Regions from separate parts of the Homo sapiens genome. Here region 2 is linked to region 1. Evidence: read pairs that join two places in POLR2A ChIA-PET (ENCODE). Cell type or tissue: GM12878. All regions are shown on one strand. Links, peaks and the distances in the headings refer to the core of each region. The heading gives the core; the rest is flanking DNA. Region 1 overlaps MAN2A1 (mannosidase alpha class 2A member 1). Region 2 overlaps MAN2A1 (mannosidase alpha class 2A member 1).

Region 1 (16,346 bases), core at 5,244-10,243:
TGTATACTTCTTTTTTTTTTTTTAAGAGGCATATTGACATAATAAGCTGAGAAGCATAGCCAGGAAGGAAAAAGACCTATAAACCTTATCATATGTGGATGATATAAGCCATTGGGAATGAGAAAGGATGACCTGGGTGTTGGTATCAAAGCCATCTTTAACTCATTGAAGGGCTCTCAGATGGGCAAGGGAGTAGAAGCTAAGTTATTTCTATATTAAAGACTTTGAAACAATGAGTATAGGCATGGTCTGAGATAACAGAGGACTTGGCAAACAGAGCTTCCTAATAAGGGGGAAGAAATCTTACCTTTTGTAGTAGGGAGTTCTCTATCCTCACGCCAGCCTTTGGATGACCATTCATTCATTAGGATCAGTGCAGGGGGCATTCCTAGATTGGGGAAGGAGTTTTGACTATTTTATTTACTGTAGTTTAGACTATTCTTCCTGATACTGTTTATCAGCAGTGTTGTGCTTTGATAACATTTTAAAGTCATTTAAAATATACTGTGATTTTCTTAAAGAATAGATTTTAAAAGTGAATATCCTTAGTACTACTCCTTGATGAGAAAAGCGTATACAACACATAAAATCAATGTTAAAAAATTGACTCACGACTTATATTACTAATTGTAGTAAATGTTAATTAAATTTTTAGTTACAATATTTTGACTGGCTTTCTAGAAATTGGGGGAAAAAGATATTCTTGGGTTTTCATTAGTTGATTTCAGTCCTTAAAAAATGCATTCAAAGTAGTATCTTGAATATCTTCTCCATTTTTTAATGGCAAATATATATGACACCCACCTGTCGAGGTTGATCTGGGGTTAAAGTAGAAAACCCTCATTAGATGATAAAGATGGTATTTCTCCCACAGAAACCATTTTTGAAAGTAAGGTCAGATCCTCCTTTTTTCCTTCTTACCTGCTCCTGGCCTGCTTGGTTTGTTGAGAGTTTAAAAGTGAGACTGCTTAGAATCAGACCAGGGTAGAGCTCCTAAGAGGACATAGAAAAGTCATTTTCCTACACCGCCCACTTGCTATCTCTGGCTGTCATATCGAAAGAGATTTGCTTATAGGTCATTGAGCTTTGGCTACAGAAGATTTTTTGTATCTTGACCTGTCTGGAAGAGCTATCATTGGTTCCTCCATATGTTTTGTGTTGCTTTTAGCTTATAAAAACTTCCCCGTGTAGAATTGCGTGTTAGAGAAAAAAAGGTAGTAAGTCTCAAACTGTACTTGGCATTTGTAAATTTGCTATGTTAGTACTTCACAGTTCATTGAAAAGTCATAAACAATTACCAAGTCATTAGCACAGACATTTTAAGGAGGAAATTTCAAAACATAAGTTAGAGAATTATTAACAAAGAGGTAGTTAGTATTGGGTGTTCTCTTGAACTTGGACTGATGACTACTATTCATTCAAATTTGGCAGAAATATCACTGTGAACAAGTTTATGAATTAGGGGTGCATTTGGCTGCGAGTAATAGCAACCAGAAACAGAATAAATCCTGTCCTGCTTATTTTTATGTCATATGAAAAAAATCTGTAGACAACTGGTTCTGGTATGGCAGCTCTGCAGTGTCATCAGGCATTCAGGCCCTTCTTTCTCCTCTGCCATAGTAGGGGGAATCTGAGAGCATGCTGTCAACAATAGATCGAATGTGTATATAGTTACAAACTGGAAAGCAAGAATACATCATGGCATATTTGGAGATTAATTCTAATCATGGCATGAAAAAAATGAATTAGATTGGGACAATGTTTGTAATAGTCAGCTTAAAAGTATTAATAGATAATGTGGCTTATGTAGAAGGGAAGAAGAAATGGTAATGAGGTCATTTAGAGAAATGTTTTAGAATTCCGCTAATTATTCCTAACTTGTAATTAAGGTAGGTGGGAGAAAACGGAACACAGGGTGAGCGTGAGGGTCCTAAAATGTAGACAAACTATATAGTGGCAGACATGCTAACATCTCCTTAATACAACAACCATAACAGCAAACTAAGAAACTGTGATTCCCAAGTGATTTTTCCCGAACCGTATTCCGTATTAATAGGATAAGTGTATGTTTGGAAATTAGAGGCCCTGAAAAAAATCCTGTATTAATGAAATGTTGAAACGTTTAGAATTTTGTTTTACCCAATGTTTCCCAAATGTACTGTGTTTCATTTTGTTTTGTTTTAAGCAAAGCAGCTCTATACATCCTGAGAAAACATTTGGGGAGTGATATACTGTAGTCTTTAGTACTCATCTTATGAGAAGGCTGCATGTGTGCCTTTAGGATGCAGACATTGATCCTGGCTTTCACTCAGTTTAATTAGGACTCTTTAATACATCTGGTTTTAGGTGGTGGAGAACATGACTTTCACTCTGCAGATTCAGGCTGCCTAATAAAGATAGCCCTGTAGACAATAGAAAGGAACTTAGATTGAGGGTCTTGCTGTCATAACTGAACCATATTCGTATGGTGTTTTAGTATGGTGAAAACACTTAATGCTGTCTAGGAAAACATTTGAATATGTTGGGAAGTTTAGTTAGATTATGGCATGAACTCAAATCCATAAGATTTTAGCATTAAAATTATAGATTTGCCATGTAAATGTATTTAATTAATAACATTGATCATGATCACTTACATCTCTGAAGGAAATATTAATGCTCTGCAAAAAAGAAGTTAACTTCTTTTATAGGTTTTCTTGTTGTTGTTGCATGACAACAAAAATGTCTTCAAGGCATAGATCCAAAGTTGCTTTCTGTATTGGAAAAAATAATATAATTGAAAACGTGATTAGCGAGGAGTTTCTACGTACTTCTCCAATATGAATTTGCCTATGGATGCCTGGTCTGTAGAGCCTTCAAGAAACGTAACTGAATTAGGAAAAAAAAAAAAAAATCTTCAAGCAAGTTCTTTTTCCATGAGTAATGCTTCAGCAGTAGCGGATGTATTTCAGAATTGGTCTGGAATCAGTAGACTTTTGATTCCTTAGACATAAAAATACAATTTGAATATAGTTAGTAATTTCAGTGACCAAAAAATTTAACAGGGATAAAGACAATTTCATTATTCACATCTGTCAAAAACTCTTGTTCTGGTTCTCTTGAACAAGAACATGAAACTAAATTAAACAAAACATCTATTTTAATTCTTGGGGTATGACTTGTATACGAATTGAATTTTCTTGTGAGCTGAATTATCTCATGTTTTTATTCATTGTTAAAACCCTTGTTAGAGCTTTTTCTAAAGTAGCAAATCATTGTTTTTTTGATAGAATGCTTCAAAGTTATTGGGGTGATCCTACTGGATATTATTATTTGGTGCGATATTCATAGAAAGTATACATAGTTTGATTATGTTTATGTGTTTCAGGTGTGTCCAGAAAGCTTTCGGTTTTAAATGGATTCTTGTCAGTTATATCTTCTGATGTACTTAGTTCTAGGGGAAAAAAGAGCAGGTTTGTCATAGATTCATTATAGGTTTCACTTTGAATACAAGATGAAGATACTGGTGGTTTGGCTATTAGTAATGAAACTGAAAATATTGTATGCAGATTTTTAAATTGTTTCTCAGACTAATAAAATTTTTGATTTACAGACTTTTTCATTCGTTAATGGTTTTGGAGAAGATAATTGGAAATTCTGCATTTCTTCTTATTTTGAAGGACAAACTCACATACGACTCTTACTCTCCTGATACCTTCCTGGAGATGGTTAGTAATTTCATCTATGGTCATCATAAAAATGTGTAATTCCATTGTTCTTGCATTAGCAAAGAGGATGAGAAGCTTAATGAAAAAAGACATTGAAATATAATTTTTTGTACATTATTTGAAAGAATTTTTATCACTTAATATAAATTACCTGTATGTTCATCTTTTCTATAAATATTTCAAAGTATGTGAAATATGTAGGGTTTTAGAATACTATTAAGATGTTAGTAAGGCAACTGGGGCATTATAACTAGTTGTTTTGCTTGGCTTTAATTAGAAACCCCTTGATATTTAACTTTTTATAAGTCCTTAATCTGTTCCTCCTAAACTTGAATTTGAATGGTCTTCTGGTTTCAGGATGAGTCCATGGAGTGTTAAGTAAAATTAAAAAATTACTGTTCATTTTTATAGGATTTGAAACAAAAATCACAAGATTCTCTGCCACAAAAAAATATAATAAGGCTGAGTGCGGAGCCAAGGTAAATTCATAATTTCTTACAAATGTTTACCACTTTCTGGCTTAATAGTTTTTGGTTTTATGGTTCTGGTTTTTAGTTAGCGTATATTTTGAGGCAATCAATTTATTAATTAAAAAACTCCTAAAAAATGGATTTTCTTTCATGACTGTGTTATGCTCAGTGCCAATAGCTAACACAGTGCTTAGTATATTGACTGCTGAATAAATTATTATAACAATATTTCTCACAGATATAAGGTATAGCATGATAAATATATAGCTTATAAAACATTTTCTTATCTCTATAAAATTTTCAGATTATATCCTTTCTTGATTAACCTTTCATTTAACTACCTTGTTTTCATTAATCCCTGATCCTATTTTTATATGAAAGAAGAAACTTTATTATTATTGGAAGATCAAGGTTTCTACTGTAAATTGTTTATTAGATAACTGTCATTTTGCTGGTGAAACAGCCTTGTTTTAGCACTATTGATTTATGCTAAAGTAAATGGGAAGGGTGTTCAGTGACCTTAAACCAGGGCATTTAATTGGTGGCTACCTAATAATTATAAAGAAATGCATTATGTTTTATTGGTATTTCTTTAAACAGCAAGGTATCTGTTTTTAATAACCAAATATTTGTTGGTCATTTCCTAGTTGACCCAGGCACACAGTGGTTATTTTTTGTAATATAACCTTTAACTGTCAGAATCAAGATATTTAGTACCTCCTCTTGCCAATTATAGGATAAAACAATAATTTCAAAGAGTAATTCATTATTTCAACTAAATATATTTTATTAAAATTATTTAAAAATAAATGGAATGAATGTAAAAAGAATTTATAGTTGCTAGTAAAGTTGAGACTTTTTGTTAAGCATAGACTAAAGTCTTAGTTGTCTAAATTTCTTTAGTAAGTAGAGACATAAGGTGTATACAGCTTATTCCTTAGAACGAGATAATAAGTTTTTTTATTTTAGTAATACTAATGTTCTCTGTAACACGGCAGAAGCCTTAGGAGCTTTCAGATTGCCAGGTCATAGTTAGGATGAAAGGATAATGACACTGAAAGAAATATTTCTTATAAAATTACAAAATGTTTTCTTTGTCTTAAAATAAGTTATGTTTTGATGCATTTGGGGTTATATGCCTGTTCCTTAAATATTGTGTTCCTAGTAAACTCTGGCATTAGTAAATCTATTTGGCTTTAGGCATAGTTCTCTCATCTATTAACTTTTCTTTCTTTTTATATTTTGGTGGAGGAAGATCTTTGTTTTTGCTGGTTATAAGAATAATATATGCTGATATAAGTGATTTGTGCCCCATCTCTGGGTGCTCTTATGCTGGGTGCAGTGAGGCAGGGCTGGAACCATAATAGGTCAGAAGAAAAGATGTTCCCTTTAGTTTATCTCCTTCCTTCACTGTCTTTGCCTTAGCAAACAATAATTGATAATTTTGCCTTTCTAATGCCAGAAGAAGAAAGTTAGGAAATGTAGTATATTAATGAAAGAGAAAAATATTTTTAAGCTTTCATATTGAGGAGTTTTAACTACAGGTAAACATAAATGGAATTTCGGGGGCTATTAGTAAAATGATTGCTTTTTGATATTTCTTTTTAAATAGTTTTTATTTAAATAGTATAGGGTTTATCTTCCTATTACTTCTTTACAGTTCTTTTTTTATCAAATATTGACTTCCTATTTCTGTAGGTTGGTAAATTAGGAATACTTCTGATTGGCAGATTCTTATTTGTTTTTATGCTTATTATCCATTTTATAGGTTAGGGCTTCTTAGATTTTAGGTTTTAAAATCTCTATTTTACTTGTTAGCTGCAAATTATTTTAGTTACTGATCTGTCAGTAAAAATAGATGAACAATGAAGGAATGATAGTGGCCTTTAAAATGGAAGAATTTGATTGTTTTATTTAGCAGGTACTGAAAGTAAAATAATTGCCCTTTTCAGTTTTTAAATTGGAAGCCTTAGAGGTGTGGCTGTGAGTCTTTGTCATATTCTTCATGAGTCTTCTTTAATGTTGTAAGGGTTGGCTTTTTTTTTAGTTATAAACACAGTTCCTGTTTGAGTAACAAATTATCTCTCTAAATAAACCATGCATTCTCGATGGGGGAGATATTTTTTCCAAGAGAGTGAAAATTGGTTTTTGGGGATTTGAAGAAAATCTTACTCTTTTTAATATATAAAGCACAGATATAGTACGTAACAGGTAAACAGTTTGTGTGTGGCATTAAAATTGTATGTGGGTGATTAGTAAATGTCTAAAAAGAGTCCTTAGGGAGGTGATAATGTAAAAAAGATTGAGAAATACTAACTTAAACCCATAGAATATAAATAATACACGTAAATTTGATCATGCTGTTGGCAATATTAGTTATAGCAATAAACCTAACATAACTTTGTAAGTATTTAAAAAGTAGTCCAAGATCTGTTTAAAGTGACATTAGTACATGTTGATATGCCTAATTTAGTTCACACAGTTATGTGAGCTATATCATGTGTGGATTCGTAGTTTTTGTGTAGAAAACAGATACTTCAGAATATCAACTAAGATATAAAAAGAAAAGCCCTCCCATAACGCATTGCCATTGGCTTGTTTAATGGTTCTCCCTGGATGACCTCCCAGCACCAATAATTTAAGTTCCTCTGATTTTCTCCATACATGCTTTCCTTTTGGATGCCAGTCTTGATTAAAAGTATTGTTATCTTTTTAGTTATCTAGGTTCTGAAATCCCAGAACCTACTTTGACCTCTACCTTTTATTATTCCTTAAATTTCATCACTTGGAGAGTCTTTTTTTTCTCATCTGTGAAATGCATCTTCTCTTTTCCTGTTACTTTTTGGTTCTAAGCCATACTTCGTGCCTGAATTACTTCAACAGCTTCTTACCCTTTTGTCTTCAATTTCCTATGCCCCTTATTTATTACATGAAGTTATCAGAGGAATCTAGCCAAAAACAGAGCTCTGAGAAAGTCACTTCTAAATTCAGCATTCTCTAGGTACTTCTTCTTACCTATTGAGGAAAGTCTGACCTGATGGTCAAATGTTTTAGTAGACTATTGCCTAACAAACTAATCTAAAACTTAATGTCTTAAATACAATTTATTATATTTCCCACGTTTTTGTAGAACTGCTGGTCAGTTCTTGCTTGGGGTCTCTCATACCATTGCAGGCAATTGGAGATTGGGACTGGAGTTCCCCAAAGATTTGACTGGGCTCAGTGTGCAGGAGGGCTCATATACATTGCTGAAAGTTAGTGCTCCCTGTTGGCTGAGGGTTCAGTTGGAGCTGTTAGCTGCCAGTACTTACACATGGCCTCTCCATATGACTTGGGCTTCTCTAACCATAGTGGCTGGTTCCAAGGGGGAGTGTTTTAAGATTGAAAGTCTCAAAAGTGAGTTTTCTGGGTAGAAACAGCAAGACTTCTTAAGACCTAGCTTTGGAAGTCCTAGAAGGCCATTTTCATTACATTCTATTGGTCAAGGAAGTCATTAAGGTTAGCCAAGATTCAAGGGGAGGGAATTACTCTCCATTTCCTGATGTGAGGAGCATGTATAGGAAGCAGTGGGAATGATGGTAGTCATCTTCGGAGACTAGCTATCACAGTTCACCTATAGGCTACCTCAGTTCACATACCTTTCATGTACGGAGTAACCTCACCCACCTCCCAAGATGTCCAAAGTCTCATCCCATTATGCTATTAGCCCCAAATTTCTACCTAGATCAGGCCAAAATGGGTCACTCATATGGCTGGCAGTTAATGCTGGCTTGTTTCTTCCAGTATAATTATTTAAAGTTAATCACAGTAGATTGTAAACTCCTTGAGAGTAGGAATTATTTCTTTATTTCTAGCATCATGCCTGTGGTATTATATGCAACATAGCAAGAGTAATTACAGATTCATTGAAATACATTTAAATATTGACTGAAGAGAATATTAAGCTTCAGACACCAGATATGCATAGAAGAACATGGTTCACATTCTATGTGAAAATGTGGTATCCTGGTATATATTCTCCTCAGGTGGTTCTTTGGTCTCATATTTGGAGGTTGGGTGCCAGAGTGCTTCTAAGTAAACTTTAAGACCGTTACAAATAAAGATAAACCATAATTCAATAAAGCTTGGAATTTGTATAACTGTCCATTTAAGATTTTAGTTTTATACCATGAGACCTGAAAAATTTCAGATTGCATCTCAGCATCATTGCATTCTTACAGAGTTAACTTCGTTAAGATTGGATATTGGGTGAATGTTCAGAATGGATGGATATAAAAGATAGTTCCAAATAGCTGAATGAATTGGCTTTATCAGATTGGTTTTTATATGTAAGACTTATTGTTATGATCAACATAGCCTGATTCTACATTTTGTATTTTTAATATTGTTATTGTAAACAATTCTTCTGGCACTAATTATCTATTAGTTTAATGGGATTCAAGGCTAGCTTTTTTCTTTTCTTATGTTATCAATATATTTTTATACCAAGTAAGAATGTGTCTTAGAAAATATCTAATATCTCTACCAGTTGTTTACACATAAGTTTTAAATGAAGAAGCCAAACTCGCAACCTTATTTTTATTGTTTGGAAATGGAATTTCTAGGAAAATAGAATTCTGACCACTCAGATTGTGGCAGCATTATTTGATAGAGGCATTTGGAGCTTAACGGCGGAAGTGAGATTCCATGACTTGAACCAAGGCGGCTCTAGTCTGAGAAGTGAGTCTGGTGAAAGAGCTGTTAGTGTACAGAGGGAGCGCACTTTGTGCTCAACTGTGGAGGAGATGGAAGTGTTAGCTGCGATAATTAGTCCAGGAACTGTCCTTAATAGCTCATGGATTATGATGGTTTAAGCTTAAACCTTGACACGTACTAGAAAACTAGTATATAGAAATGTCTTTCCATTAGTTAACAGAAAAATGAGTGTAAAAAGTCAGTAAGATTAAAGGTTTTCTTTCTTGAAACTGGTCGGCTATATTTTTTAATTATCCTAAAGAATTCAAGGCAATAATAGAATACAGGATTTGACATCCTGGACCCTCTCCAGCTTCTGTTATTTTGAGAAAAGCTGAGATATTTTTACCTTTTAAATAAAGCTGTTTTGAACTTTTCTTTTGGTGAGGGAATTAGTAACTGATGGTCCTAGAGACTCTTAAACACATAAAAACTAAGCTATTCTGTATTCCAGTCTAGTTTAGTTGTATCTAGGCATTAATAGTACAGTGTATTTATGAATTTTATTGGATTTGAAGGATGAGTTTATAAACTGTCCTCTAGGATGCTTTTCTGTTTAAATATATATTGCTTGTAAAAGGTATTTGTATGTTTTCACCTATGTTCTGTCTCTGTTATGTGTTAACTCTGATTTTTTTCAAGGTATAGGTTGGCTAGTTCCCTGATTATCCAGAAGCACTTTTCATCTTGTCTGTAGTCTACTGGAGTGTTTTCAGAAAGGATGCTTTATCCAAAAGACTGAATGGAATATGTTATATTATGTAAATAACCAAAAGTTTCTTAAGGAATTCAAGGTACCTGCAAGATGCTACGTTAGTTAATTTTATGTTAAAAATTATTTGCATTGACTAGTGGTTGGTACTAGTGTTGGAGCAGTCATGGCTTGGTAGCAATACAAAATAATCTTATTTGGTGTTTGCCATTCCAATTCAGTCATCACAGGATTACATTTTGCCTAATTTTTCAAGAAAATATAAAGGTCTCTTGGGGAGGAAATGAGGAGAAAAGGCTCCACCTTTGTTCCAGTCCCTCCCACCCTTAGCATTTCTATGTATTTTATGACATCAGGAATGATGAGTATTAATTCCTGACATACTGTTTCAACCTCACATTGACTGAAATTAAATAACATCTATTATATTAAAAAAATAGTTGACACTTCCAGTTTACGTGATGGCTGACTAGAGACCATGAGACTGACTCTTAGTTTCCCATTAAAGCTCATATGAAAATGTAGAAGATGATGAACAGTTGTAGGAATACCAAAACCTTGGCTTGACAGTCAGTGTATTATCACAATCTAAGATGTCCACAAACTACAAAGCTGATAGAACTGGTCTGAAAAATGCAATTACTTGCTGATTAATGATAAGCAGTTAGAAATAAAAGCAACCTGCATGTCTTTTAAAGCAAGTATGGAGAATGATTCCTTTTCCTTTTCATAATGTCTACCCCCAAGGCTTTCAAATTCTGGTATTATATCAACTAGAAAAGTGAACAAATATTTTTCTATTGGAAGAGTGCTACTTTTGAGGCTATTAGGAAGTTAGGTAGCTTTTCTTTTTTTTCTCTTCTTCCTCCCTGCCTAAGGTCTCTGTTGACCATCTTCATTTAATTGACCAAGTAGATCAACTGACACTCTTCATTCCTTTTCAGTGCCCATGGTAATGTGGCCTTGTAGCTAACAGGCTGTTAGCTAGCAGGCCAATGTACTTCCCTCCCTCCAGTCTTTCAGTTGTGTGATTATCATGAATCAGTTATTTATTCCTAAACAAGTTGTTGTTATTTTTTTCTCATAAACCATTTTATTACGCTGTTGAATTACATAAAAACCCTTTTTTATGAAGTTGAGGACTTTGGAAATATTCAGCAAAGGTGAGTCACTGATAAATGTTGGCGAGATGACTGCAAAAGATTTGGGAAGAAATCATAAAAATATAGAAGCCGGCTGCACTCAGATTTTCTTAACATTTTTGAGTTTAAGTTCTTGCTATACTTTAGAGAAACCTAAGCTTGGAACCACAGAAGATTATCACATGTTTGGTTATGCAGAAAATATGAAAACTCCAATTACTGGTTCCATAGTCAAAGGATTTGCATATTTTGAATATGATACATGTATATATTTCATGGTAAAGTAAAATATTAAGAATAACACATACATATCATAATGATCTTCTACTTTAACTTTTATTTTCAGCTCAACTTTAACTCTTTCTGTTAATAGATCTATTGCCAGCCTTGATCACATTGATGAAAGGGCTTCCACTGTGTCCATATTTTGCAATCAATTTGGAGACTAAATCTGCCAGAAATAAAGTAGGCAGGAACAAGGAAACTTAACGATAGATCATTGAGCTAGGAAAGTCCGCTCAAGGAAATTGCTGTTGGTGGTGGCATGGGCAAGAATACTGTGATATTCTTTGTTGAAGAAAGAAGCCTTCCCTTTGTTCAGAATCAGAGCTGGTATAGAAGACTGAATACCAATCAGGCACAGCCACCTTGGATATTAAACCTTTTGGAAACTTGCGATCAGGCTGGATCCATGCATGTGAGCCTATTATTCACCCACTCTTTTTCTCCATCACTGAATCCTCTTTACATCCTTCATGACATTATTAACAAACTGGCCATGTCATTTATTCCTTATTGTGTGTCTCACTTGGTAGACTAGCAGCTCCATGAGGGTAGAGAGCTTGTTTGGTTTTGCATCCCCTGGCAAATACCTGGCACACAGTAGGTGTTCAACAAATATTTGTCAAATAAACTAACTACGTTAGAGAAGGACTTCAGCTAATATCAAAATAAAAAGGACCAAGGGTAGTTTTAGCAAACACAGAGTCTAGGTAAATGTCTACTTCTTTGAGGATAAGTGATTGAAAGGTTGTCATAGGAGAGCTGTGAAAAAGCTCTACAGACTGATTAAAAAATAGGGTGCAGCATGAAGACTCAGAAGTGTAGCTTACTTATTAAAATGATTTATTACAGAGACCAGATGAAAATTTTTTTAAAAAAAGAGGACCTGGAACTCTCAAAAAGTTTTGAGTTATAATCTCTGAGAAATATGAAACAAGGTGAAACACTGAAACAAAAAGATGACAAAAAATGAAAATGAAAATATTTGGAAGAGGAGAGGAGTGAGATAAGGAGAGATTGTTGGAGGGGCAATAACAGACCATCTTCACTAGTGATGCTGAAGAGTAAAGCTGACACTGAAAGAGGGTATGGATGTGAAAAAAAAGTCCATGAGATACTTTTTTAAGAATGTAGACAAAAGGAAGACAAATGCCAACAATGAGAAGGAAGATGATGATCGGTATGGAGGACAAGATTCCAACAAAAGAATTAAAAAACTTTAGGAAAAAATACAGCAGAGGCAATGATCAAAGATATAATTGATGAAAAGTTTTCTGAGCTGAAAAGGCCTCCCTTTATAGATGAAGAGGGATAAGTGCTGGGTAATAAAAATGAAAAAAGAGCCACCCCGAGTACACCATGGTAACTTAGTTCAACTAAAAGGAAAAAGGACATATTAAAAAAGTGCCCAGGCAGAAAGACTATATTGTATAATATAGAACAAACGCTAGACTGACTTAGACAGGAAGACTATGAAGTTTTGAAATCATTTTATACTCAAAGTTATCTTTCATATGTGAAGGTAGTAGAGAGACATTTTCAGATATGAAAACACTTATACCACAGGCACACTTCCCATATTTTTAAAAAGAAATTTTAAAAATTTCTTGATGAGGTCAGTTCAGCTGACTGATAGATGAATTAAAATTAGCAATTAAAAATGAAGAATTAAAAAGGCATTGGAAACAATTAGACGTAGTGAAATCTAAATCATTATTGTCAATTTTATTGTCAAACTAAAGGTAGAAGTGTCCATTTAGTTTTGATAGAATTTAACAGCACCATGGATCTGCAGCTTCAGGTTATATTAATGCCTGAAATAGGTGGAGAGGCAGGAGCATATAGGAGATCCTAAATAATAGTTTTTCTTCAAGAAGATTTAAAAAATACCAACTTCTGGTGAGAGTGATATTTCGTATTCCATTGCCTTCACTTACTATCAGTGTACTGTTAACTCCTCAAACATCTGTCTCTGCTGAGAAAAGTCTCCTAAGTTCTAGACCCACTGGCCAAGTGGATAGCTCTCTTGGGATGGCCCATTAGCAGCTCCATTTCACCGTGTTTAAAACGGAACTCCTCTTCCCTGCTTGAACCTGTTCTGTGGTCCCAAGCTCTTTCAATTTTAGAGTGACCAGATATGACAGTTTTTTCACTATTAGCCTCTTTCACTCTCAAAATTAGTTTGGACAATAAATTATGGGGCTACCCTGATCATCTTGTCTTTTTTACTTTCAACTCGTATCCAAACACATGCTAGACCTTTTCATTCTGTGTTTTGTTTGTTTGTTTTGTTTTGTTTTGTTTTGTTTTTGAGATGGAGTATCGCTCTGTCGCCCAGGCTGGAGTGCAGTGGCACAATCTCGGCTTACTGCAAGCTCCGCCTCCCAGGTTCACACCATTCTCCTGCCTCAGCCTCCTGAGTAGCTGGGACTACAGGCACCCGCCACCACACTGGGCCAATTTTTTTTGTTGTTGTTGTATTTTTAGTAGAGACTGGGTTTCACCGTGTTAGTCAGGATGGTCTCTATCTCCTGACCTCATGATCCGCCCACCTCAGCCTCCAAAAGTGCTGGGATTACAGGTGTGAGCCATCGCACCCAGCCTCATTCTGTTTTTTAAATGTGTCTCAAATTTGTCCTCTTCATCTTCAATGCTACTACCCTGCTTCAGACTGCTACTGTCCCTCCACTGGGTGATGGTAATAACCCTGTGACAGATGTCCCTGCCTCACACATTTGTTGGCGGAGTTTAATACGGTTATGTGTATGAACTTCATAGTATGGGACCTAGCGCTTAGCAGGCACTTAACTAATATTAGCAATGATGTAACTTAGCTCAAAACCCTTCTTTTTTCCATTACCCTAAGGATAAACTCTAGACTCTTTAACGTGGCTTGTGTGCCTGTATTTTTGTCTCTCGCATCATCTCTTGCATCAGCTCAGTCTGCACTATGTGCTCCAGCCCCACAATGACTCTATTCAGAACACAAAAATTCAGAGAACTATCAATTCTTGGACACTCCATTTTTTGTTATATTACCTCTACATCTTTACTACCTGGGGGGTTAAAAAAAACAAAAAAGCAGGCCAGGCGCAGTGGCTCATGCCTGTAATCCCAGCACTTTGGGAGGCCAAGGCGGGCAGATCACCTGAGGTCAGGAGTTTGAGACCAGCCTGACCAATATGGAGAAACCCCATCTCTACTAAAAATACAAAATTAGCTGCGCATGGTGGCGCATGCCTGGAATCCCAGCTACTTGGGAGGCTAAAGCAGGAGAATCACTTGAACCCATGAGGTGGAGGTTGTGGTGAGCCGAGGTTGCACCATGGCACTCCAGCCTAGGCAACAAGAGCAAAACTCCGTCTCAAAAAAAAAAAAAAGCGAAAGAACCAAATCACAACAAAAAATCTCCAATCTTGGCCGGGCATGGTGACTTACCCTATAATCCCAGCACTTTGGGAGGCCGAGGTGGGTGGATCCCCTGAGGTCAGGAGTTTGAGACCAGCCTGGCCAACATGGTGAAACCCTACCTCTACAGAAAATACAAAAATTAGCCGGGAGTGGTAGCATGCACCTGTAATCCCTGCTACTTGGGAGACTGAGGCAGGAGAATTGCTTGAACCGGGGAGGTGGAGGTTACAGTGAGTCAAGATTGCGCCACTGCACTCCAGCCAGGGCAACAGAGTGAGACTGTTGTCTCAAAAAAAAAAAAAAAAAACAACCTCAGACTTCACCTCTAGATGCACCCGAATGTGCACACACACAGACATGCACATGCACACATACACCATTTGCCTGATAAATTTCTGATTGTCTTTTAGAACTCAGCTTAGATGTTACATCTTACATCCTCTGGAAACTTGGTTGAGATCCTTGAAGCTAGGTAGTGTTCTCATATGACTCCATGGGACTGTGTTTACCCACTAAATGCCTGCGTAATAGTCCTCTGAAGAGACTTGCTATAAACCTCTTGCCGGTATGGGTTGGTCTTGTTCATTATTCCAAAATGGTGCCTAGCAAATCTTTAAGGAAAATGACCTACTGCCAGTAGCATTTGAGCTAGGAATTGCACTAGAGGGAATCTGTCCTGCAGAAATAATCAGATATGGAGGTGGAGAGAACTCTGGAAAAGGACGTGCATTTCAGCTTTGTTTATCATGTGAACAAATATTTTAAAAGACTTAAATGTTTATCAGTAATGAATTGGTCAAATATTCTACATGTGTAAGTTATATAGAAAGATTTTTAAAAGATGCCTAAATTAGCATTTCTTTTTGTAATAGAGAACATAGGGCTGGTAAATTCTGGGATTTTAACTTAAGTTTTTATGAAATTTGTGTTTTCAAGTTTTATGGAGTAAATGAAGATGACTTGTTTGAATTGAAGTTGTGAATGGTTGAGTGAAATATGGAAGAAGTGCTTGGTACATAGGAGGTGTTTGCTAAACTAATAACTAAAAATTGGAGGTGGAGAGAGTGAAAATTATGAGAAAAAGTCATGTAATCATTAGGCAATTAAATAATTTATCCATAGTGATGAACCCTTATGGGAAAAGTTTTGATTTAGAATCATCTCGCATTCATTGTTTTCTTCTTTAAAGGTGAAGTTTTTTGTACTTGTTGGCTTTCCTTTGTTACCCAATATGACTTCTTGTATGTATAGTGTTTCATTTTGTATTGCACTGAACTGCATACAACAGAAACCTTATTACAATGGCTTCTGAAGAAAGCCTTTTATTATTCTTATGGACAAGTTTCAAGGCAGGTAGTTAGGGCTCATGATGGGTTCCATGGTGCCGTCAAAAGTCCAGGCTGCTTTTACCTGTTAGCTCTACCACTGTTAGCCTGTGGCTCTTGTTCTTGTGAACTCAGGATGGTTCCTGCTTCTACATACAGTACATCTGTGTTTCGTCCAGAAAGAGGGATGAGCAAAGGAGGAAGGTCATGGCAGTTGGGATAAACTGGGGACTCAGTAACTTTGTCAGAATTTCCACATACTGGAATTCTAATTACATGTCATTGTCCAGAACTGTGCCACATGTCTGCATCTAGCATGGGGAAGCAGGTTTTTTTTGTTGTTCATTTTGATTTTGTTTTTTAAGCTATGACTGTTGCCATCCTAAATAAAATTGGCTTTCTATCAATAAAGGAGAAAGAGATAATGGTTGTTGGGTAGGAAGGAGCAGCATCTGCAAATTAGATTCATTAACTAGATCAAAAAGCAGCTACCAGATTTTCTGTCAGCTACTCTTCCTTGCCCACTTCGGCTCAGGGACTGGAGTTGTGTTCTGAATACTCTA
Region 2 (16,346 bases), core at 4,406-9,405, 53 kb before region 1:
GGTTTGTCATAGAAAGCTCTTATTATTTTGAGATACGTCCCATCAATACCTAATTTATTGAGAGTTTTTAGCATGAAGTGTTGTTGAATTTTGTCAAAGGCCTTTTCTGCATCTATTGAGATAATCATGTGGTTTTTGTCTTTGGTTCTGTTTATATGCTGGATTACATTTATTGATTAGCGTATATTGAACCAGCCTTGCATCCCAGGGATGAAGCCCACTTGATCATGGTGGATAAGCTTTTTGATGTGCTGCTTGATTCGGTTTGCCAGTATTTTATTGAGGATTTTTGCATCATTGTTCATCAAGGATATTGGTCTAAAATTCTCTTTTTTGGTTGTGTCTCTGTCAGGCTTTGGTATCAGGATGATGCTGGCCTCATAAAATGAGTTAGGGAGGATTCCCTCTTTTTCTATTGATTGGAATAGTTTCAGAAGGAATGGTACCAGTTCCTCCTTGTACTTCTGGTAGAATTCGGCTGTGAATCCATCTGGTCCTGGACTCTTTTTGGTTGGTAAGCTATTGATTATTGCCACAATTTCAGCTCCTGTTATTGGTCTATTCAGAGATTCAACTTTTTCCTGGTTTAGTCTTGGGAGGGTGTATGTGTCCAGGAATTTATCCATTTCTTCTAGATTTTCTAGTTTATTTGCGTAGAGGTGTTTGTAGTATTCTCTGATGGTAGTTTGTATTTCTGTGGGATCGGTGGTGATATCCCCTTTATCATTTTTTATTGCGTCTATTTGATTCTTCTCTCTTTTCTTCTTTATTAGTCTTGCTAGCGGTCTATCAATTTTGTTGATCTTTTGAAAAAAAAAAAAACCAGCTGCTGGATTCATTGATTTTTTTGAAGAGTTTTTTGTGTCTCTATCTCCTTCAGTTCTGCTCTGATGTTAGTTATTTCTTGCCTTCTGCTAGCTTTTGAATGTGTTTGCTCTTGTTTCTCTAGTTCTTTTAATTGTGATGTTAGGGTGTCAATTTTGGATCTTTCCTGCTGTCTCTTGTGGGCATTTAGTGCTATAAATTTCCCTCTACACACTGCTTTGAATGTGTCCCAGAGATTCTGGTATGTTGTGTCTTTCTTCTCATTGGTTTCAAAGAACATCTTTATTTCTGCCTTCATTTTGTTATGTACCCAGTAGTCATTCAGGAACAGGTTGTTCAGTTTCCATGTAGTTGAGTGGTTTTGAGTGAGTTTCTTAATCCTGAGTTCTAGTTTGATTGCACTGTGGTCTGAGAGACAGTTTGTTATAATTTCTGTTCTTTTACGTTTGCTGAGGAGGGCTTTACTTCCAACTATGTGGTCAATTTTGGAATAGGTGTGGTGCGGTGCTGAAAAAAATGTATATTCTGTTGATTTGGGGTGGAGAGTTCTGTAGATGTCTGTTAGGTCCACTTGGTGCAGAGCTGAGTTCAATTCCTGGGTATCCTTGTTAACTTTCTGCCTCATTGATCTGTCTAATGTTGACAGTGGGGTGTTAAAGTCTCCCATTATTATTGTGTGGGAGTCTTAAGTCTCTTTATAGGTCACTCATGACTTGCTTTGTGAAACTGGGTGCTCCTGTATTGGGTGCATGTATATTTAGGATAGTTAGCTCTTCTTGTTGAATTGATCCCTTTACCATTAAGTAATGGCCTTCTTTGTCTCTTTTGATCTTTGTTGGTTTAAAGTCTGTTTTATCAGAGACTAGGATTGCAACCCCTGCCTTTTTTTGTTTTCCATTTGCTTGGTAGATCTTCCTCCATCCTTTTATTTTGAGCCTATGTGTGTCTCTGCACGTGAGATGGGTTTCCTGAATACAGCACACTGATGGGTCTTGACTCTTTATCCAATTTTCCAGTCTGTGTCTTTTAATTGGAGCATTTAGTCTATTTACATTTAAAGTTAATATTGTTATGTGTGAATTTGATCCTGTCATTTTGATGTTAGCTGGTTATTTTGCTCGTTAGTTGATGCAGTTTCTTCCTAGCCTCGATGGTCTTTACAATTTGGCATGATTTTGCAGTGGCTGGTACCGGTTGTTCCTTTCCATGTTTAGTGCTTCCTTCAGGAGCCCACTGTCTGGCACTCTCTAGTGAGATGAACCCGGTACCTCAGATGGAAATGCAGAAATCACCCATCTTCTGTGTTGCTCACACTGGGAGCTGTAGACCGGAGCTGTTCCTATTTGGCCATCTTGGCTGCTCCCTGCACATTATTCTTAACTATATTAAAAAGTTCTTTCAATGAGTGAACATTGAATTTTGCCAAAGTGCTTTGTAATTAATTTGTTAAATTCTTCGTACTCCATCAAAAAAGTAATCTTTTTGGATTTTGATGAAAATTGATGTAAACATTTAAAGATAATTTGGGGAGAATTGACTTTTTATAATTTCCATTGGAGTTTTTTTTTTTTTTTTTTTTTCCCTCTTGATAGGAGGCTTAAAATGCTTACAGGTTTGACTAGGAAGTGAAGGGTATATTTTCTACCAGTACTGGGATTAATTAACTACCTCATCCAAAGGGGCTAGCCACATCCACTCTAGGCATGTGCTGCTACTGGAACCAGAGTTGTCAGGATATCCCTCCAGTTACTCAAGACAAACTAGAATTCCAAAATATTACGTAAAATACCTAGAGTTTTTACACTGAAATGTTAGCTATTAATTTAGATTAATATACCAGGATATGCACACATATGCATGCATAAACACACACACACAGAGTTGCAGACACACTCACACAGTGCTAAACAGATCACATCAGCATTTCTGAATCTGTAGTTTAGATACACTAGTTTGCAACCTTTTAAACATTAATAACTGTCTTGGAAAACCACATAAGCATTGATATTTGTTTTATAAAGGCAATTTTTTGATTAAGTTTTAAATTTTTTGTCAAGTGCAGTGGCTAATGGCTATAATCTCAGTGACCTGGGAGGCTGAGGTAGGAGGATCAACTGAACCCAAGAATTGGAGGCTATAGTGAGCTGTGATCATGCCCCTGCACTCCAGCCTGGGTGACTGGGCAAGACCGGAACTCTAAAAAAAAAGTTTTTTTTAGGTCTTTAGGTGTTACCTTACTTCTTGAGCATGAAAAATATTTCGTATTTTCTAAGAAAATAATTTTATAGTTACTCAGATTGTTTCTGATTTTAAGAATTTATCCCATGTGTAGTTATTTTTGCTTTTTTGTTACTTGTTTTGGGAATCTGATTTTTTTCTTCATTTTGATTTACTTAATTTTGTTGGTTTTTGCCCACCTTACCCTCCTAGAACCTGTTTATATTTTACCAGTTTTTACTCTTGACCTATCTGCTTTCATCTTTCCTAATTCCTTCTACTCACTTTCACTAATGCTAAATGAGCCAGTCCACTTAATAAGTTCATCTGTGTGTTTACCTTTTAGCAATAGTCTGACTAGCTTTTATGTTTTTATATGCTATTTTCTCATTATTGTATTTTTCCTACATATTTAATAACTGTACTACTGTTTTCTTTTTGACTTAGGTATGTTAGAAAAATAATTTTCAATTTGCAAGTGCTATTTTTTCCCAGTTATACTTTATTATAAACTAGCTTTAATGTCTTATGGCCATAGAATATGGACTGTATACTCTTTTTTTTTTTTTTTTTTTGAGACTGAGTCTCGCTCTGTCACCCAGGCTGAAGTGCACTGGTGTGGTCTCAGCTCACTGCAACCTCTGCCTCCCAGTTCAAGCGGTTCTCCTCCTTCAGTCTCCTGAGTAGCTGGGATTAAGGCACCTGCCACCATGCCTGGCTAATTTTTGTATTTTTAGTAGAGACAGGGTTTCACCATGTTGGCCAGGCTGGTCTTGAACTCCTGACACCTGCCTTGAACTCTGGTCTTGAACTCTTGAACACCTGCCTCAGCCTCCCAAAGTTCTGGGATCACAGGCATGAGCCACTGTCCCTGGCCTGTATACTTTTTATTCTTTAGAGATTTTTGAATTTTTTTTTTTTTTGTTACTTAATGTGTGATCAATGTTGATGAAGCTTCTACTGGTGTTTGAAAAGGTGGGGTTTGTAGAATATAGAGTTTGGTATCTGCTAATTCCGTATTTTACAACTACTGTTTTTATCTTCGTACAGTCAGTTTTGCTGTCATATTGCATACACGTTCTTAAAAATAATGTTATGCAAAATTGTGCAATATTAAACCCAGGGCTCATGAAAAAGTATCGTTAGAGTGTAGCACTCTAAAACTTCATTAGTGATGTAGACACACACAGAACATGGAAACCTAATAAAGATGCTAATCCAGTTTTACCTGTGTTAAATTGGTTAAAAAATGCATAAATATATATGTCAGTTTACCTTGAAAAAGGCCTAAAGTTTGCTTGTGGAAGGGTGTATTGGAAGGAGTATAGATTCGAGTTATTACTGAGAAGTGATGGCAAGTAGGTTAGCTGAAATCTTTTGGAAAGTTGAATAGCAGATGTGGATGACTGTGGCTCATAACCCTTGATGAACTGAGGGAGCTGGTAGATGTTTGAGGTGTGTGCGTGTGCTTTGTGCATTCCTTATACAGCTTTGTTCAGCTGCGTGAAGTTTTGTACCTTCATCTAATGTTTCTTGGAGACTAAATTGTGCATAAGCAAGGCAAAATTTATTTCCTCATGTAATCAATCACCTGGGAACTCATTCCCATTTTTGAAACAAGTGTTTATGGCAGAACTGACTGTACTTATTTTTTGCTACTGTTCCCCTATCAGCTTTTATTTTTTGGGTATTTTATGTTTTTTTTTTTTTTTTTTCCATTCTTGCCTGATCTTTGTTGGCTTCTGTATTAGCTCATTCATTCATTCAACAGACACTTCCCGAACGTCTACTATGGGACAGGGACTGCAAGGTGGGCACTCCTAGACTAAGATTTATTTTTCTTCATTGTAAACTGTATGTATCATCATTGATACCATCTTTTCTCTTTTTTATAATTAATATTGTTATACTACCACTCTTTTGTTGTTCGTTTGCTTGAGTTTGCTGTCCTTTTTACTTGAAGGACAGTCAGCTTGGTGGTTCTAAAGGCTGGGAACTGGAACCAGTCCGCCTAGGTTCAAATTCTGCCAAGTCCCATCTACTGTGTGGCTTTGAGCAAGTTATTTAACTTCTCTATACCTCAGTTTCTTCATTTGTCAAATGAGGATAATATTGAAACCAATTTTATTTGGTTTTTGTGAGGATTGAATTAATTCAGACAACATGCTTAGCACAATGCCTGGCACATTTTAAAACCCCAATAAACATTAGTGCTTTTTTAACTTTTATTTGAGACTTTGAGTATTTCTCCTGGATACCATATGTAATTTTTAATGCTGAAGTCTTCTATAATGGGAGACTTTTCTTTTAGTTTTTGTTTTTTTTTGAAACAGGGTCCCACTCTGTTCTCAGGCTGGAGTGCAGTGGTATGATCACAGCTCACTGCAGTCTCAACCTCCTGGGCTCAGGTGATCCTCCCACTTCAGCTTTCCAGTAGCTGGGACTACAGGCGCACACCACCACGGTGGCTCATTTTTGTATTTTTTGTAGAGATGAGATTTTGCCATGTTGCGCAGGCTGGTCTTGAACCCTTGGGCCCAAGTGATCCACCTGCCTCAGCCTCCCAAAGTGCTGGGATTACAGGCATCAGCCACTGTGCTCAGTCCGTATAATGGGAAGATTTTAACTGTAATTTTTTTTTCTCTTCTCTCTTAAAGCTTTCTTATATAATGCTTCATTGAAGGTAACTTTTTCCCCATGCTCACTTACTTTATTTATGAAATTTCAAATTTTCACTAAGTTATATATCTAGGTAGTATAACTTTTCATTAAGATTTCCACCTATCAATTCAAATGTTTCTTTAGCTTATGTGTTCTGTACTTACTGATTTACTACTGCTTTTGTTTCATTTGTTTTAGAATTCAAGTACGTTGTTATTGTGTCTCTAGTCTCTCTTTTTCATATGCATTTTTAATTTGTTGTATTTACTGTGTTTTGGGAGATTTTTCCCAAGAGTCTTCCCTGCCACTCCCTCGGTTCAGTACTCTGGTATTGAGTCTTTTCTGGCTTTGAGTATTTGGTTCTAACTTTACTTCTGTGCTTTTTGTATTGTTGTCCGTAAGTCCAAGTATTTCCCTCCTTTTTTATTTATCCGTGAGCAGCAACAGCTGTATCCACACCTGGAATTTGTCCCAAAACATGGTGTAACTTGCCTTGAATCCCTTTCTTTTCTAACCATATACTTTCAGTTTCCTTGCTGTGGGTACTAGTTATTACTGGCTGACCAGCATCCACTTCACCTGATTTCCTTTTGGGAAGTGGTCTCTCACCCAAGGAAGTCAGCTCCTCTTCCTTGTTGCCTAGCCCAGACAAGTCAGCTGTGACCTGAGCTCAGTTAATCAGCATATTATTTCCCAGGGCTTTGAATCTTTAGAGAGCGAAGTGAGGGCTGACAGATGGAGGGAGGGAAGCAGACACAGAAGAATGTTTACTGGTCATTCCTCACAGCACCTTGCATTTGCAAGACTCTTCCTGTAATAAGATCCCTGTGTTCCCTGCAGCATGATTTCTCATTTTCCTCCAGCCCTTTGTTAAGCCTGGACTTTTAGCCTGTCTTCAGTTCTGTGTGTTCAAGACAGTATCCAGCATCAGTTTGTATTGCTTGCAAACCAGAAAGCTAGCTGATAGGAACTTACAACGTCTCCTTAGTTCCTCTGTTGGAGAATTACATCCTGCAAGATTATATGAGAATCAGGGATCAGCAGTTGGGGAAGGTGTCCTGGTTGTAAATAGGACAGAGTGAGAGAAGAGAGGAGCTGGGGCTATGAGAAGATCTGGAAAAGGAGTGCCCCATCTATGAAAGGTTTTCTGTTTCTTTGGTGTAGCTGCTGAGCCTGGGGCTGGCTTTCTCCCTCTAGCTTTGTTTTTGTGTGGCCTGTAAGCCAGGTAGGAGATGTGTGTCTGAATGTGCTGCTTCACAGAGTCCAGCCACCTCAGAAGGAAACTGGGTCTGCTGCTGGCTGCTTGTGGTCAGGTGAGGCCAGCCATGCTTGGCTCTCTCCCAGCATGGCTTCATTAAGGAGACTGCCTCTGCAGCAGTCACAGTGCATGGGCAGAGAGACTTCTGCAGAGGGGGACTCACACAAGTGCCATGAGGGCGAAGAGTCTGTGATTAGTATCTGTCCCAAGACTCAGCTTTGCCTCAGCCCTTGGCCCTTCAGTTTAGGAGCTGTTGACCGAATCTCTCAGAATCTTCTTATTTATGCTGGGATTCCATGCTGATTTTTCATGCAGGGCAGTTGCAGGTCAGTACTTGAATTATTTCAGTTTTACTTTTACCATATCTGTCAGAAATGCTGCCAATTTTATGGCCTGCGGATGGCCTGTTTCTCCTGACTCTACCTGGATGCAAATTTTCCTCCCCTCTCTCTTTTTTTTATTCTGTTGGTTATTTTTCTTAGGTTGAACCATATAAAATTGCCAATATTTGACTACTTTTGATATACAAAAATGGCAATTTCATGCATCAGTCCAATATTACACATAAAATATGGTAAGATATTGGAGGGGACTGCAGATTAGAATCTAGTGCTCAATCTTTGTCTCACTCAGATTTGTCTCACTCAGATTCCTTCTGAGTGAGAACAGCTTTTTTGGCATTGGAAAATATTCTGGAATACAGGCTTGATCGTGAACAGTATCATTTTGCTTGAAGGAAAAATGGTTTTATAGCCAGATTAGTGCAGATGAATTCTGTTTCTGGTCAAGATTTGCTAAAGTTCTCTCTCTTCTAGCTGTAATAATTCACTTTTATTCACTTATTACATTTGTTTTTAGAACTAGGGTAATAGCATTCCCCCCCACTTACTTGAACAAAACATTCTTAGTGTTAGTTGCTTAAATGTATGTTTTTGGAGGAAAACTTAATAGATATTTAAGTTTGCTCCTGTTATTTAAATTCTGAGCTTGTACTAAGTGGCATTACTAATAGATTTTTTTGTGTGACTTCTAGTGTAATGCTTATGCAGTGGCTTTTCTCTTTTTGAAGATGAGCTATGGATTAAATCTGTACCTAAATTTGCAAGCTAGCTGTTGCAGAGCAGAACCTGTTAATTCCAGCAGAGTTCCACGTAAGCTTTCATTGTCCCTGAAGAATACCAATTGATTGTGGGAACTTAACAGAAACAAAACTCAAATGATCCTTATAATCTATTCTAGCAGTGACTTGTTTGATTCTTATCCCCTCCCCCAGCAGCATTATTATTCAACTCTATAAGCTTTTAAAAGTGAAAATCTAGTTAACTAAAGAGAGATCTACGTAAACAACATCTATATTTTCTGTTTTTTTGTGTGATCTGAAATAATTTAATCAATTATAATCATAGTACCTACTGGTAATACATATCCAGTGGATTTAAAAGAAGCTGCCTTCCATTAAATAATCAGTGTATTGTTTTCTATGCTTGTTTTATTTTGAAAATGACTGGTGGTGTAATTTTTTAAAACTTTTTAGGCTTCACATTTGAATATTTTTTGGCTAAATGCAGTTAAATACTGCATGATGTTTATAATACATCAAAATGTGAACCCTTATTGAGAGTCAGGCAGCTGAAACATTAGCCTTAGCATTTCCTTTGACTAGCACACAGCATGTTACATATTCATTGTTCCTCTCTGGGCTCTGAGATATTGGAACAGCTTTTATATTGCATCTGCTCTTGCTATTGAGACCAGTGTTGAGTGGAGAAACCCACGAATTATTAGAACCTAAGAACAGTTTATATATTCACCAAAGTCTTGACCAGTTTCTCTTTGTGGATCTTTTAGTGTGAAAAGGGGCTCCAAATGTGTGCTGAGATGAAGGTACCATCAGTTAGTATAGATTTTTTATCTTCACCAAATTGGTGGGTTTCATTGCTTTAGCAAGAATGCAAACTCTTTATTTATATAATCTTTGTACTATCTTCTTACAATTTTTCCCCTAGGTTTATATTTAAGTGAACCTTCCACTGTCTTCTCAACTATCTCTGCTTGCTTCTTGAAATCAGAGAAATATTTGATGTTACATTTTTAAATAAGAATCCAAACTTAACTAATGTGCATCTTGGGTTTTCTAAGAAATTGGACTATTAATCTTCCTAAACAGACTAATTCATTATACGTTTTATACAGGTTGGATTTTATGGTATTTAACTGAAGGTTGCTGTAAAATTTATAGAGCAATGGGAAGTTACAGTGTGTCTTGTGATATTCAGAGTCATTTGCAGATTTGGATTGAGTTTAGAATCTAAAGATATTTAGCATTTCATCAAAGCACTGAAAGCAATGCACCAGGGTCTAAAATAACTTTAGTTCTAATAGTTGAAGCAGTGGTTTACGTTTATTTTAGAAAGCATATGTTCTATCCCTACCTTTTCAATTCCAGTTCGTCTTGAGTGAGACGGCTATCCTTCCACCTCTCATTCCCTTCAACCACTGGCATCTATTTATGTCATGGAGACCTGTAAAAGCCATGAGGGACTTCTCAGGTGCTCTGCCCATCCCTTGGATACTTTCTCAAGCCTCAGAGAGGATTTTTTTGCAGCATTGACATCGATCACTCCATTCTCCTCGAAATTCTGTCCTCTTTTGGCTTTGAAGTGACCTTGAGCTCTTTCACTTTCGGGTCTATTCTGGCACTGCTGACCATTCATTTTTCATCACCTCTCTGATTTCCTCTTCTGCTTACTTCCCCAATGTTCCTGTTCTCGCCTGTTGGGGAACACTGCTTAGTTTTCTTCATTTTGCATGCTTTTCCACACTGTTGTTTTAATTACCAGGCATTTGGACTACTTCCAGATCTAAAGATCCAACCTGGACTTCTTGTTCTCTAGTTAGTGGCAATAGTAAGAGATAAGCACTCGTTTAATTATTCAGCCAATCCTGTAGCATTCTCTTGAGTTAAGGTTCTTTATCATCTTCATTCTCCTGTTGAGGAATCTGAAGCAGAGGTGTTAAGGAAAGTGCCTAAGGTCACCCAGCTAGTAAGTGTGGAAATAGGACCCAAGCCAGGCAGTCTTGCCCCAGAAATAGTGGGCAAATAATCTTCACCTCTGTGGTGCTCTGCCTTTCCACCTCCCTTTCCTGTGACATCCAGTTAGTCCCTAAACTCTGTGACTTCTGCCTCTTCAGTGTCTCCAGACTCTGACCCCTGCTTTTCGTCTCCATTGCTCTTGTCTCGTACTATTGTGAAAACCTCCAAATGGCCTTTCCATTTCCAGCTGTGCCACTTCTAAGTGTCTGCCATTTCATCAACAGAGTTAGTTTTCTAATATGTGAGTCCCACCATGTTTGCTTTAAAATGCTTTGTGGTGCTTCAGTCTCAAAAGGCACAGGCCACTATCCTTTGCCTGACACATACTGACTTTTTCTGTCTGATTCCTCCCGACTTGCTCATCCTTATCTCCAGTCACTTCCTGCTTCACACTCTACTCAGGCATTCTGAGCCACGGGTGTCCTCAGACACATGCCGTTTTGTGCTTCTTAGGAATTTGCCTGTGTTCAGCTTGGATTTTTATTTTTTTCCTTTTGTGCAGTGGATAATTTCAGTCTTACTCATTTTTAACACTCAGCTGAAATATTACCTCATCTCTGAAACCTTCCCTTATTTACTTCTACCATTCATTCAGCAAATATTTATTGTGTTATGCTCCAGAAATGTAGGAGGTAAGCAAGACTGACCTGGTCCCAGCCCTCAGAAAACAGCAGGGAAGACATGTAATTAAACACAGTATAATAATAAAGGGTTTTCTTCTATAGAGGCAAGAAGGGGGTCTTGGAAGGCCTCCTGAAGCAAATGATATTCAAGCTTAAACCTGAATGATGACTAGAACTAGCCAGTCAAGAAGTGGGTGTCAGAGGGCAGAGAAGGAATTTTAGGTTGTGAGAAGAGAATGGTGATTATGGGCCAGGGATTAACAAGGGCATGTTTGAACATCTGAAAGATGTTTATTAGACAGCAGCAGTTGGGGAGGGTGGGCAGCGAGGGTGTGTGTGTAGAAGCTGGGTAAATCTTGGCCATCAGGGAGATACATATCAAAACTTCTAGAAGATACTGTTTCCAACCCTTTTAGAATGGCTAAAATAAAAAAGATGACAACGTCAAAAGTTGGCAAGAATGTGTAGCAACAGAAACTCATATGTTGCGGGTGGGAATGCAAAATGGGGGCGACTTTCTGAAAAGCCTCCAAAGAGTTTTCCAAACTTAAAATATATACCATGTGATCTGGGGGCTCCACTCCTAGCAATTTACCCAAGAGAAATGAAAAAATGTTCACAAAAAGACTTGTACAGACATTTTCATACAGGCTTTTTCCTAGTAACTTCAAACTGCAAGCAGTTTAAATGTCCTTCAGCAGGTGATGGATTAAAAAATTGTTGTATATTCATACAACAGAATACCTAGCAGTAAAAAAATGATAAATTACTGAAATACACAGTAATATGGATGAGTCTCACAAATGTTCAGCAGAAGAAGAGAGACAGAAGAGTAAATATTGTTTGATTTCCATTTTATGAATTCTGAGAGGAGACTCAACTGATCTATTGTGATAGAAATGGAATGTCAGAGTGTTTTTTGGGGGCAGGGTGAGTGGGCGAGCATGGATTGGAACGGGGCATGAGGGAACTCTCTGAATTGGTGGAAGTAGTCTATATTATTTTGGATAGTGATTACAGTTGTCACAATTCATGAGACTGAAAATATGTGTATTGTATATTGTTATATCTCAATTAAAATATTTTAGAAAATGTAATACAATATAAACATACAATACAATAAATACAATAATATAATACAATACAGTAAACATAATGATATATGTCTCTCTTGATATGGAAAGATGCTCATGGTATAATGTTAAGTAAATTAACTTGGTTAAAAACTCTGGCTCCCATAACCCTTTGTGCATATATATCAAGGTAGTGAGTTTTTAAATTTTATTCTTTAACGTCTTTCACATTTTTCAACTTATTTTGAATGAGTATTTTATGAATAAAGTATTGTTTACTATACAGTGAAAGATTTAAAGTACATCCCCTGCTTATTAAAACTTTGCAGAAATTATTGAACCATATGAGAAATTTATTTTTATTTCTATTAAATTAAATTAATTAATTAATTTTAGAGACAGGGTCTTTGTCACTCAGGCTGGAGTGCAGTGGTACTATCATAGCTCACTGCAACCTCAAACTCCGGGCTCAAGTGATACTCTACCTCAGACTCCTGAGTAGCTAGGATCTACAGGTGCAGGCCACCATGCCTAGCCAATTTTTATAATTTTGTAGAGATAGGTTTTACTATATTTCACAGGCTGGTCCTCAAACCCCTGGCCTGAGGTGATCCTCCTGCATTGGTCTCCCAAAGCACAGGGATTATAGGTGTGAGCCACTGCACTTGGTCCCAAGACATTTTTAAATAAATTTTCATGACTATTTTTAAGCTACAGTTCTGTTACTTTTTTTTGTTTGTTTTGTTTTGAGACAGATCTTTACTCTGTTGCCTAGGCTGAGTGCAGTATTGCAGTCTTGGCTCACTGCCACCTCTGCCTCCCAGGTTCAAGCAGTTCTCGTGCCTCAGCCTCCCGAGTAGCTGGGATTACAGGCATGTGCCGCCACACCCAGCTAATTTTTGTATTTTTTGTGGAGATGGGGTTTCGCCATGTTGGCCAGGCTGGTCTTGAACTCCTGACCTCAAGTGATCTGGCAGCCTTGGCTTCCCAAAGTGCTGAGATTACAGATGTGAACCACCGCGTCTGGCCTCAGTTTTGTTAGTTTTCAGTGCTTAGGAGACACAGGTTATAGCATTTATAGTTCAGAAAAAAATTTAGTTTAATTTACTTTTTAATATATGCCCCAATATATACAAAGGATACACAATGAAAAGTAAGGTACTCAGCCACTCCTGTCTCCTTGTCATTTTGCTCTTTTCACAGGAGGTAACTACTATGACCAGGCTCTTATTTATTTTATGGATGTATGGGAAAACATATGCACATGTACATAAAGGCATAGGCATATATATTATACAATGATAGCATGCCATGCACATTGTGCTGGTTTTTTTTTTTTTTTTTTGAGTGGGTCTATTTTTTAAATTGTAAATAAGCATAACATAAAATTTACTATTTTAACAATTTTTAAGTGTACAGTAGCATTACAACATTTACATCATTGTGCAGCTGTTACTACCATCCATCTCTAGAACTTTGTCATCACCCCAAATGCAAACTTTGTACCTGTTGAACAGTAATTCCCGTTCCTCTTGCTCCTGGCAACCACTGTTCTGTTTTCTGTCTCTACAAGTTTGACTACTCTATTAGGTGCCTTATGTACGTAGAATCATATAATTTTTGTCCTTTTCTGTCTGCCTTACTTCATTCAGCATAGTATCTTCAAGGCTCATTCATGTTGTAGCATGTATCAGAATTTCTTTCCTTTTTAAGGCTACATGATATTCCCCTGTATGTATTGAAAGTAGTGACAAAAACCACAATTACTTTTGCACCAACCTAATACATACCACAGCTTATTTATCCATTCATCCTTTGATGGACATTTGGGTGGTTTCTACGTTTTGGCCACTGTGAATAATGCTGCTGTGAATATGAGTGTGCAGATATCTGTCCAGGTCCCTTCTTTCCATCTCCAGAAATGGAACTGCTGGATCACATAATAATTCTATGTTTAATTTTTTTTTAATCACTGTCATTTAGGTGTATTTTTTTGGCAGAGTAAAACATTTAAATATTTTACATAGACATAAATATGAGCATGATAAGCATTGACATGAAAATGGCAGTAATTCTGTATGTGTGCTTCTTGTATTTTTGTTATATTTTTATGTCATGCTTTTTTGCAAAATACATTATAAACATTTATGAATTTCACTAGTTTTCTGTGATATCGTTTTTAATGGCTGAATAATGTTCTGTCACTGTATGGATGAGTTAACTTGACTAATCTCTTACTTTTGGAGATCTAGGTAATTTTTTAACTTTTATCTTTGAAAACATCTGTTTGTATCCATGATCTCTATTTATAATCTAATTTTATACAAAGGTAACAAAGAGCTGGGGGGAGAGGGTGGGTACAGCAGTTTCATTTGACTGACAATATAATCAACATTTAGCTGTATGATTTTGTCCTCTTTGTTGCCTAAAACATTATTCTCTAGGGCTTTCCCCAAATTGTTTTAGAACAAGCAAGTTGACATGCTTTTTCTATAGGGTATACTGCCTGGGAATAATGTGGAATTGCACCAAGGAATCAAAGGGCAGTATAAGGACATGTGTAATACAAGATTCGTGCATAATTTTTTCATCACCATGCTGTTTTCCATACTACTGTACCATTTTACATCCCACCAGCAATGCACAGATTTCTAGTTTCCTCACATCCTTATCAACACTTATTTGCTGTTTTATTATTTTAAGTAATAGGCATCCCTAATGGGTGTTGTACCGTGCTTTTTAAACATGTATCTTGGAGAATCTTTTAGTAAAGTCTGTTATGTGAATGGGACTTGTTATTTAACTACTCCCGATTTTCTGGCCTCTTGGTAATATATTTAGTGTATCTTTTGTCTTTAGTATATATAATGCTCTTATTTTAAAATACAATATTTTCTGACTTATTTTCAGTGAGCATGGATGAAAGTACATATGCATTTTACAGTTTGATAGTTATTGCCAGCAGTATGTGAGACTACTTATGTCTACATCCTTAACATCACAGTATGTTATACAACTTTTTGATCTTCTTATCTGATAGGTGAAAAGTGGCATCTTAATGAAGTTTTAACTTGCATTTCCTTATGAGTGAGATTAAATTTCTTGTCATTTTTATGAGCCAGTTATTTCTGAAATATCTGCATTGTATCTTTTGCCTTTTTTTTTTTTTTGCATTATCAGTACCCATTTCTTACAATTTTATGCTAATAGGAACAATCAGTGTTAAATGATGAACAAAACTGATGTGATTCCTGCGCTCATGGTACTTACAGCCTGTTGGAATAGAAAGATAGTAGACATACAAATATGCAATTAAATTTTGTTGTAAATGTTATGGAAGAAAAGTTAGATTTTCTGTAAGATAACAGTTCAGGCTGGATTTGGGTGGAATGTGGTGGCCAGTAACAGCCCCTAATGAACCTGTAAGAACCAATGAGGCAAATATTTGAAGGGAAAACATTCCAGGCAGATAGACAGCATGGACAGCTAGCTGAAAGAAGGGCATGTGGCTGGATTGCAATGAGGAAGAAATGATGAGAGATGACTGATTTGCCCTCTGTTCCTCATACACTAATCTGTATAGATATGTGTCAACAATGTTCAAAAGTATACAGTGAGTTTCTCCTATCATTATATAAGGGGCTTTAAAACAAATCTTTTTCCCTGCCTACTAGATATTCTCCAGGAAAGGAATATGAATCAGACAATCTGATTAGCAGAATGTCTTTAGGATATAAGTTGATTCATTGGGAGCTTCTGTGTTTTTGAATTTTTCATTTAAAATTTTTTTAAAATTTAAGAATGAAATACTGTATGTCATCTTGTATTATTTCCTGTTTCTCCAGATGTGTCATTAGAAATTCAGCTGGTTTTCTCATGTGAAATTAATTTGTGATTCTTTGAAGCTTGCTAAATGATGCATTGTTTGCTACTAAGTTGTCTGTAACAATTTCCCCATTAGGGAGAAAAGCTCTTTGAGTGTGTCCTTCTGTGTGTGACCAAATTCCAAATGTCTGATGATTCTACATAGGGGAAAAAGTGACACTCAGAGAAAATGATTTGCAGCTTGTTGTGCTTTGCAGTAAATTCTGCATTTTAGGTAAAATGCGGAATGACAGATATGCTCAGCTTAGTTTTGATCAGTAATTTTCTTAAGCTTTCTGTATCAAATTTCTCATCATTGAAATAGAAACATGGTGGTATTTTAATGTCTTTTACCATTAGTTACAAGTCAACTCAGTGTAAAAAGTGAAAGACAAGTATTGTTAATTTTGAAAATTAGTTCCTGGTTTCTTAGTTTCTGGATTTGTTAGATAAACATATACCTTTGTTTCCCTTACTTACCCAATATCCTTTCACTTTGGCCTTTAGGTTTCATGTTTATTAGGAAATATCATGAAGTGTACATGTAAAATAGACAGAGAATGTCTTGGTAGAAATTAAGCAATAGACCCTGTGGTGTGGGCACATCTTTTTTTTAAATTTTAATTAAATTTTAATTTAAATTCTAATGTTTTTAATTAACTTTCTCCACTAATATTCCCCTGCTTGTCAGAGAAATAGTTCAATTGATACCTGTTGAACACTGTGAATGG

The links. ChIA-PET counts read pairs that join two places held together with the same protein. Peaks named below come from ENCODE experiments on the same cell type or tissue, not always from the same donor. Only the 100,000 strongest peaks of a DNase experiment are listed, where the experiment ranks them.
Region 2: POLR2A ChIA-PET joins it to region 1 with 6 read pairs; 3 of 35 experiments call an interaction of 5 or more read pairs at or near these places.

What each region holds. Positions count from the first base shown.
Region 1 is chr5:109,785,342-109,801,687 of GRCh38, forward strand. MAN2A1 (mannosidase alpha class 2A member 1) reads left to right here. Exons shown (of 22, transcript NM_002372.4): 11 at 3,593-3,707; 12 at 4,119-4,186. Among named protein-coding and RNA genes, the nearest start is that of LINC01848, 90 kb to the right of the region's middle. In GM12878, for the core only: no CTCF peak of the experiment used is centred there; no DNase peak of the experiment used is centred there.
Region 2 is chr5:109,733,495-109,749,840 of GRCh38, forward strand. The region is part of intron 4 of MAN2A1 (mannosidase alpha class 2A member 1); the gene reads left to right. Among named protein-coding and RNA genes, the nearest start is that of MAN2A1-DT, 51 kb to the left of the region's middle. In GM12878, for the core only: no CTCF peak of the experiment used is centred there; a DNase peak (open chromatin) is centred at 7,017.